Linked DNA regions of Homo sapiens: region 2 is linked to region 1. Evidence: chromatin loops called from intact Hi-C (ENCODE). Cell type or tissue: GM12878. All regions are shown on one strand.

The links. A loop is a pair of places that touch in the nucleus more often than their neighbours do. Peaks named below come from ENCODE experiments on the same cell type or tissue, not always from the same donor. Only the 100,000 strongest peaks of a DNase experiment are listed, where the experiment ranks them.
Region 2: a loop joins it to region 1, with 4 times the contacts of the local background. A loop is called at or near these places in 6 of 110 quality-filtered maps.

What each region holds. Positions count from the first base shown.
Region 1 is chr7:46,152,191-46,156,190 of GRCh38, forward strand. No RefSeq gene overlaps it. Among named protein-coding and RNA genes, the nearest start is that of IGFBP3, 230 kb to the left of the region's middle. RefSeq lists enhancers at 2,084-2,153, 2,301-2,595. In GM12878, no CTCF peak of the experiment used is centred here; a DNase peak (open chromatin) is centred at 1,791; H3K27ac peaks cover 1,329 bases.
Region 2 is chr7:46,289,741-46,293,740 of GRCh38, forward strand. No RefSeq gene overlaps it. Among named protein-coding and RNA genes, the nearest start is that of IGFBP3, 370 kb to the left of the region's middle. RefSeq lists an enhancer at 1,258-1,337. In GM12878, no CTCF peak of the experiment used is centred here; DNase peaks (open chromatin) are centred at 996, 1,511 and 2,081; H3K27ac peaks cover 785 bases.

The DNA of each region.
Region 1 (4,000 bases):
AGAGTGGTATAGAAGTAGGAGCACTGGCCAGTGTGGCTGGAAGCTGCCCACCAGTCTCCATGTAAACAACTCAAAGGAATCTGTCCAAGCTGGACTTGTCAACAATGTTACTGAGGATTCCAGCATGACTGTAAATGCTCTGCTTTTAACTGTTCAGTTGGATGAAACTTGACAAATATTACAGTGGTGAAACTGTGACAAAAATTAAGACATAGAGCATTCCCATCACCTCAGAAATTTCCCCTTTACTGTCCATCACCCAACTTGTCCCAGCCCCAGAAAGCTGCTGATTGCATTCAGTGACTACACATTCACTTCGATGTTTTAGATTTCCTAACAAAAAATTATACTGTATGGAGTTTTTTATGTCTGGCTTCTGTCAAAAAACAACACTCCATGAATATTTTCAAGTTTTTGCATGATCTGGGCTTTTAAGCAAAAAGTCCTGGCCACCTGGGCTGAAGGATGATTGATGGTAACCATGTCTGGGAAGTTAGAGATGGGGAGTTATTCCAGAAACACTATGGTTCATCTGCTCTGCAGCCATTAGCTTACATTCCAAAGGGCAATGGACCTGAAGGCTTCTCCTTCCCACCTGAGAGGATCTGTTTATGTCAAAAAAAAAAAAAAACAAAAAAACCAGGTTTCTCTCTTTCCTCCAGAGGGGGAGCCAGGCAGCTGTACCAGCCACCCACATAAGCTGCAAGATTTATGATTTGGAGCTCCTTCTTGTGGCACAAACCAAATCACATGTGTAGGTGCCCACTGCTCTTCTTGCATCGTCCCATGGGGAGGGGCTGCATGGGGAACTGACACAAGATGCTCTGTGAATCATCAGGTCTGTCTTGGATCCAGAACAACATGCTTCCTGTCAGAACCAACCAACCAACCAACCAACCAACGACCCAACCAATGCATACATGTAGAAAAGACTTCACGGCTTCTTTCCCTCAGCCTTGTTTTAGAGACCCACCCACATTCATGTGTGTATCAGTAGTGGCTTTCGTTTTATTGCTGAGTAATATTGAATTGTGTAGACACACACAAAAAAATGTCAACGGTAGACCACCATAAAAATTTTCTAGGAAAGTTCAAAACTTATTTTTAATACACACACTCACACGCACACACACACATGCCCATACACACAAACACACACATTATGGTGGTCTACCATTGACATTTTTGACAATACTTTCATTTTAATGCCAGTAGACATACTCCTCTTGCAAATCCCACTGGCTCTAAGAAAAGCATATTCAGCTTGCATGCATGTGACCCTAAAAGTCAGGTGAAAATCTAAAAGGAAAAGCAGGTACTCCTGTGTATTTGCCTGTGTTAGGGGGAAGAAAAACTTGGAGACTTTAGCAAAAAACAAACAAACAAACAAAACAGAACAAAACAAAAAATCCTTCTAAGGATACATTGTCATTTCTCCTAAACATTCGGGCCATTATCAGCAGGCTGTGGTGTTAAGTCTTGTTTTTTCCTTTCTCACTTCCATTTTTAGCCCACAGAACTAAATCTAACTCATTTTAGGTAGTGCAATGTGAGACACATCATTTGATGCTTCTGACACTGAGGTCCCACAGCTGTGAAGGAGTGTCATGTTCCCTGGTCCACCCACCATTTAGGGCATCAAATCCTGGGGCTCTCTACACAAACAGATCTTGTAGATCTACATGTTTCTGACAACTATGTTGCAGCAGATAGCAACTACTTGCTGGAGGAAGGGTGGCTTTTCTAATGCATTGTAAAGGCAGTTTGGGCTGGTTGTGGAACAGAAAGTGCTGTGTGGACTGGATGACTGTTCTAGCCACACACTGTGGAGGGTGAGGTGCCCGCTCCTTCCACAGTGTCACAAGTTGATGTCGAGCCTGCAGAGCAGAAGCTGTGAAGCACCTGCCTCTCCTGAGGGCAGCCTGGAGGCATCACCTGCTGAGTTGTCTCTACCAAGCTGAAACACACACAGAAACCTCCTTTAGCAATTCTCCACGTGGACCAGTCACTGGAATTGCAGTGCCCTGGGCAAGAGATTAGTGAGATTTCACCAGCTAAGCAGGGCTGGGCTTTAGTAATGCTTGTTAGGGGATTTCCAAATGGTGTGGGGAGAGAATGTGTAATGCCTTCCCCACCTTTTGGGTGATATCACCTTTGAGTAAAACATAGTAAACAAAGTAAAAAATCCTGAGGGCAAGCCAACGAGGATTCTGGGGAAGGAATTTCTACTAAGCAGGGTAGTGCTTTCTCCATGGCCCTGAATCACCTGGCAGGGACTCAGCCTTGGAGGTTTCTTACACCACAAGATCATCTGTCTCAAACGTAGCCAGGGGGAAGTTAAGGGCAAAAGCTGATGTCAGAGACCCCTAGAGGCCCCTAGAGTAGTGGCTCCCAGTTGCTAGATGACAGCATTGTGCACTGTTCCTCAGGACACTCTACTTTGTTTAGTTTGTATAAACCAGTGACCTTTGCTTCTGCTTAGGCCACATGTTTCTGGGTAACTTTGCCACCCATGTACATCGTACAAAGTTCAAAAGTTGGGGCATTTCTCTGCCTCCTCCTGTTGCCTCATCAGGGATAACTCTGAGTTATCATTAAAACATAATGGATACATTTTAAACAAATTTTAAAATGAGATTTTTGTATTATCCTATTTTTATTAAAATATCGTTTGCAAATCTAATTCTCATTTTCCTGATTGTATTTTTTTTTTCCATTTCCAAGCCAAAAAGGATTACAAGAATTTTAACTTTGGCTTCTTAAAAAGAGCTAACTTGTTCTGGAGCACTATTTGCCTTTTTGCTCCTCAGGTCGAGACCACTCATCTCAGGCACGCAGAGGCTGTCTGTGACTATCCCAATTAAACAACTTGCAAGATCCTTCAAGCCAGAATTCAGGGTCGGCTCCAAGTGAGGGACACTTCACTGTTCTCTTCCACAACCAGACTATCATCTCTGCCCTAAGAGGAGCTGACAAGTCCACCTAGCAGACTAAAGAGTTGTGTACCAGGAGTCTCAAAGCTGTCTTCTGATGACCCACAGCTACCTTTCTGGGGGTCCTGGGGAGGTCACTTTCCTCATCTAGGTCTTAATCCCTTTTTATGAGATTGAGAGTTCTGAATGAGAACTACAAAGAACTGTTTAATTCTTGCCATCCAATGGCTAGAGGAGCATTTGGCGTGTGCCAGATATTCCCCGCTGGCCCCAGGGACCTCCTCTGCACCCCTTTCTGCCCTACTGTGCTCCCTAACAGGCGGACCTCTACCAGTGTTATTTCTGGGTCCCCTGCCCTCCAGCCCCTGGTTGGGGGTGGCCAGTAAGATTCACTAGGTATTAAACCCAAGAGACAGATATTTCTTCACTGTTAGCAAAGTCAGTCAGGCACCAGGAGAATGTCTCTGTGGGTGTCACTTAAGGGACTTTGGACACCTATGCTTAGGCTTGTTCAAATAAATGACATGTGAGTACTTTGCAGTTTGATAGTTCTATGAATCATGAATACAGTGCAATGAAAACGTCAACCTATAATGTTACCAGGGATTAATTGCTATGGATTATCATTCTTCTCTGCCTTGCTTTCTGCAAACATAACATTATTCCTTAAAAAACATATACACTTATGTGCACAAACACATGCACACATGATGTTTTTAGACTAATTAACATAATTAAAATTTTCTGAAATAGTTAAGTGGAATAGACTTTTTTCCAAAAATGACAGTTTCTTCTCCAGTGAAGAAGAAAAGACACCTCATAATTTAAACATTTCATTTGAAAATATATTCTCAGAAATGTATAATGTAGATATTGCTTTAAAACAAGCTCATCTTATGAATATTTCTCCAATTTGTCTGTAAGTTTGCCAATTTTTTTCTCCTTGGGTCAGGGTGCAGATATGTAGTGTGTATCAATTAGCATGATATATCTGCAATGTTTATATTAAAAATTACGAAAAACATGCTTCTCGAAACATGTAACTAGATACCAGTTAAGGGAGTCTC
Region 2 (4,000 bases), 140 kb after region 1:
AGGCATGAAATAATCAGTCATCATTATTATTTTCTAGATTCATCCTTTAATGATGAAATAAGTTTTCAAAAGGATAAATGTCATTTAAAAATCCATTCTTCAAATTCAGTGAAATATTTCATATAGGAACTTACTTTAATATTAAATATAAAAATATTTAATATAGACATTTGTTCTTCCTCAACAAGGAGGTCACACCTCCCAGACTGTGCTCCAGGTTGACAGGGCCAGAGGAAGACTGAGATTGCTTCTCTACCCTGACGGTCACTGTGTCATCATTGCTGATTAGAACGTCCTGCTTGAAACTCAGGAATGTGTTGTACCCCAGGGTTTGGGCACACAGATTGCACTAAAATGGAACCCAAAGGATTTCTATGCCTTACAAATGTATTCTAGAAGTGAGCAGTTGTAGCTGAATCCTCCAGCTATGTAGCTGGGAGCAGTGATTTAGGTCATAGGCCAACAACATCTTTTTGGGGTAAAGGAGCATTTTATCACTGGTGTTGTTTAGAATCTCTGGCAAACACTGGTGATGAAAACCAGGCTGATTTTTATAGGGTTTTATGATTGTCTTTAAGTTTTCTGCAGACAATGTACCCCTCACTGCCTGCACCCAGAATGGGGGGCATGCCCACTGCCCTGCCATTGGTACAACGTTGCACAGAATTCCACTTTTGTATGATTTCATTGTGCTAAATGCCTGTGTTGCTGGAGACCTTTTAGGTCAGCTTTATTGCAACATGCAATCATTATACCTCAGCCCCTGTCTGGGAAGCTTTAGAGAGGAGGGTTCAGGAGTGAGGCTTGGGCTCCTGAGCCCATTGCTTTAAGTGGTGTTGACATGTTTGATAAGGTGTGCACCAGACCCCCTCCTTCTGGGTCAGCAGTAGCCTCCAGTGCTGGCACTAAAGAAGACTTGCAAATGAATATCCCTCTTCACAGAGAAGGGTCCACATTAAATGTGTAACTAGGAGGAAGTAGATCCTTTATTCAGCCCCTAGATCTGAAAGTGCTGCTGACCAGAGGGAAGACCCCTGCCTGCCTTTCTTCCAGTGGTGGTTCAGATTCAACAAGCAGGAACTGAGTGTTGACTTTCTGCACTTATCTGTTAACCAAGGTTTTATAACCTCTAAAGAGGAAGGAACTGGTATTTAGTGAATACCTACCCTGTTGCATGGGGACTATAATTCCCCCTTTTTTAAGAGACTAAGTTGAGGCTTTGGTTTTCAGGGCTACCTGGTTAAGAATAGAAATCTCCCAGATGTCCAGACACCAGGACTGGGTGCCACTGAGATGGCTCAGCTGGGACACACAGTCAGCACACTAAACCCAAAGCTGTCCCTGGAAACGGCCCCACTTGCTTCAGGGCATGGTGCAAAACGTTGATTTAATCTGAGAAGCTGCTCTCTGGCTTTAGGCCAGAGGAGCCACCCACCCAGCCAGAGAGGAGCCTGGCCACCATTACTCAGACCTCTCCTTTCTGGAGAGGGAGTGCACAGCTGGCTCTGTCAGGCGTGGCTCGCAGGCCTGCGGAGTCATTCTGATCCCATTACCTGCATTGCCCACATTACTCCAGAGGCCCCTGATCTCAGCCCACAACTCTGGGCAAATACATGCATCTCACCTGCACAACATCTCTCAAGGAGGCTGTGAAAGGGTTTTTTGTCTCTTGTGTGTTGATGGATGGGTGATGAAACAAGAATACCCAGGGAATGATTGATCATAATTCTTGGTCACCTGAAAGTTGATCTTATTCCTTAGTAGACTGGATTCTACTGGGTAAGGACATCGTGTAGCTCTGTGCCTTGATTTTCTAGAAAAAGAAAGCAAAACAAAACCCAAAACACAAATAAAACAATGATCAAACCGAATTAATGAATTAGTTACTTATTCCTTAAATGTGTCATTTGAGAATCCTGAGCCCATTTTGATCTGGTCTAGGATAAATAGTCATCCCTCTTACCTGTCCATCTACTTAACAAAACTGGCGGGTTACGTGCAGTGTTATTTTTAATGATTCATACTAAAACTTGATGTGTGAGAGCAATATACTAATAGTTTCAGGGAACACTGACTCAGCCACAGTCAAAGCCCTTGGGGTTTGAAATCTAAAAATAAGAAGCATGCTTTAAGAGTAAATTCCTTGATACAAAGAACAAGCTGTTTCTTAGTTCAGCATCTGGGATTACCCAGCCTTTGCTGTAAAGAAACATTCGTTTCCCCAGTAAACAGGGGCTCCCTTGGCCTCTGTCAACAGAACTCTTAACCTGGAGCCCTTGGGACCAGCAAAAACAGGCCATAAACCCCACACTTCACATGACTTTTGCCAATCCATCCCAGAACTGCCAGTTCAGGAAAGGAAGAATGAGGAAGCTGCTGTTTGGTCCCTGGCTTCCTTTTTCCTTTGTATTTGTTACTGTTGTGGTGTTTATTTATAACAGTACCTATTTTATTCCTATTTGAGTTTGAAATTTGGGCTGGAAATCAAAAATTTAAAAGCCTCCATAGTGAATAGATCAAAGATGTACTTTTCATTCCTTCTGATATCTCAATTGCTACAGACAAGAAAACACACATAAAAATACTTCTATTCTGCACAGAAATAGCCTCAAATTTAAGTATTGGAGAAAAAAAAAACAGCCACATGCACTCAGAAGGTTAGATGTGGCCAACTTTACTTACAGATTATGTTCATTTCTAAATGGTTCAGTTATAAAGTTATACTGACAGCGGCTGGGGGTCCTGGAAATTCTCTAACAGCCAACTGTTGGGTCTTGCTTAAGATGCATTTGGGAAAAGGATCTGTTCTCTGGATCCATTTGTCTGTTTCTCACTTTACTTTTCTTTCATTTTCTCTGATGAGGTTTTATATGCTACCTGCAAAAGTCTATTTTAAAAACATAGTATTTTTAATAAAACTGTTTAAAGTAGAAAATTCAAGTGCCATAAAATAATACACTAAAAAAAGTATTTCTTCTCCCGCAACCCCATACCAGGCTCACTGAGGGAGTTCCCCATGATTGTCCTCCCGCTTTCTTTGTACCTTTGCAGACATGAGTGCACAGGCATTTACGTGACAAAGTTTACCACCCCACTTCTTTACACACTTTTTTCATTTACCTTCTTTCCCTTAATCTCTAGGATTTCTTTCCTTTCATCACTTGGAGAACATTTTAATGACTATATTGTGTTTCATGGTTTCAATGAACTCTTTTTAGCCACGATTTATGACCCACTGCTGAACACTGGGAATGTTCTCCAGTCATTTCCTACCACACTGAATTCGATGAATGTGCACACATCTGTACACGTGTGTGAGCACCTATGTGTACGTATGCAGCTCAACTCACTAAAAGTGAAATGATAAAGGGGATGCACGCTTGTTTTCCACATGGCTAGAATTTCATGTTGGATGAAACTGCCAGCACTGCCAAATCAACTGCAAATAGGTGTGCAGTGAACGCTCACAACCAAACGTTTATATCCGAGGTTCCTGTTTCCCAATAACTTCAAAAGAAAAGTCCATTACTAAACATATTGGTGTCTGCAGTCTGAGAGGAGGAGCACAATATTTTGTCCTTGTTTCAGTTGTTTAACTATGAGCCAGGTTAGGTCATCTAGCAGAGCTTCAAGTGGCATTTGGATTTCCTTTTCAGGGAATTGTCTGTTTAATGCACCTTGTCCATTTTTCTGTAGTTTCTTGTCTCCTACCCTTTGAATATCTCTAAAAATATCTGTACACAGACACTCTCTCTTTCTCCCCTTTTTCTGCTACACTGGAAGAAAAAAATGACAGTATGCATTTTATTTTAGGGAATTATACATTTAAGGAAAACATCCTCCTACTCAAATTAAAGTTACAAAAATTACCCATGTTTTCTTTTTTTCTTACTTGTATGGCTTATTGTGTTCTTCTGGTGTAAACAGGCAATCCAACCAGCGTTTATTTTGGTTTAAGGAGTATTGTAAGGATGCAACTTCATTTTCTTCCATATGTATT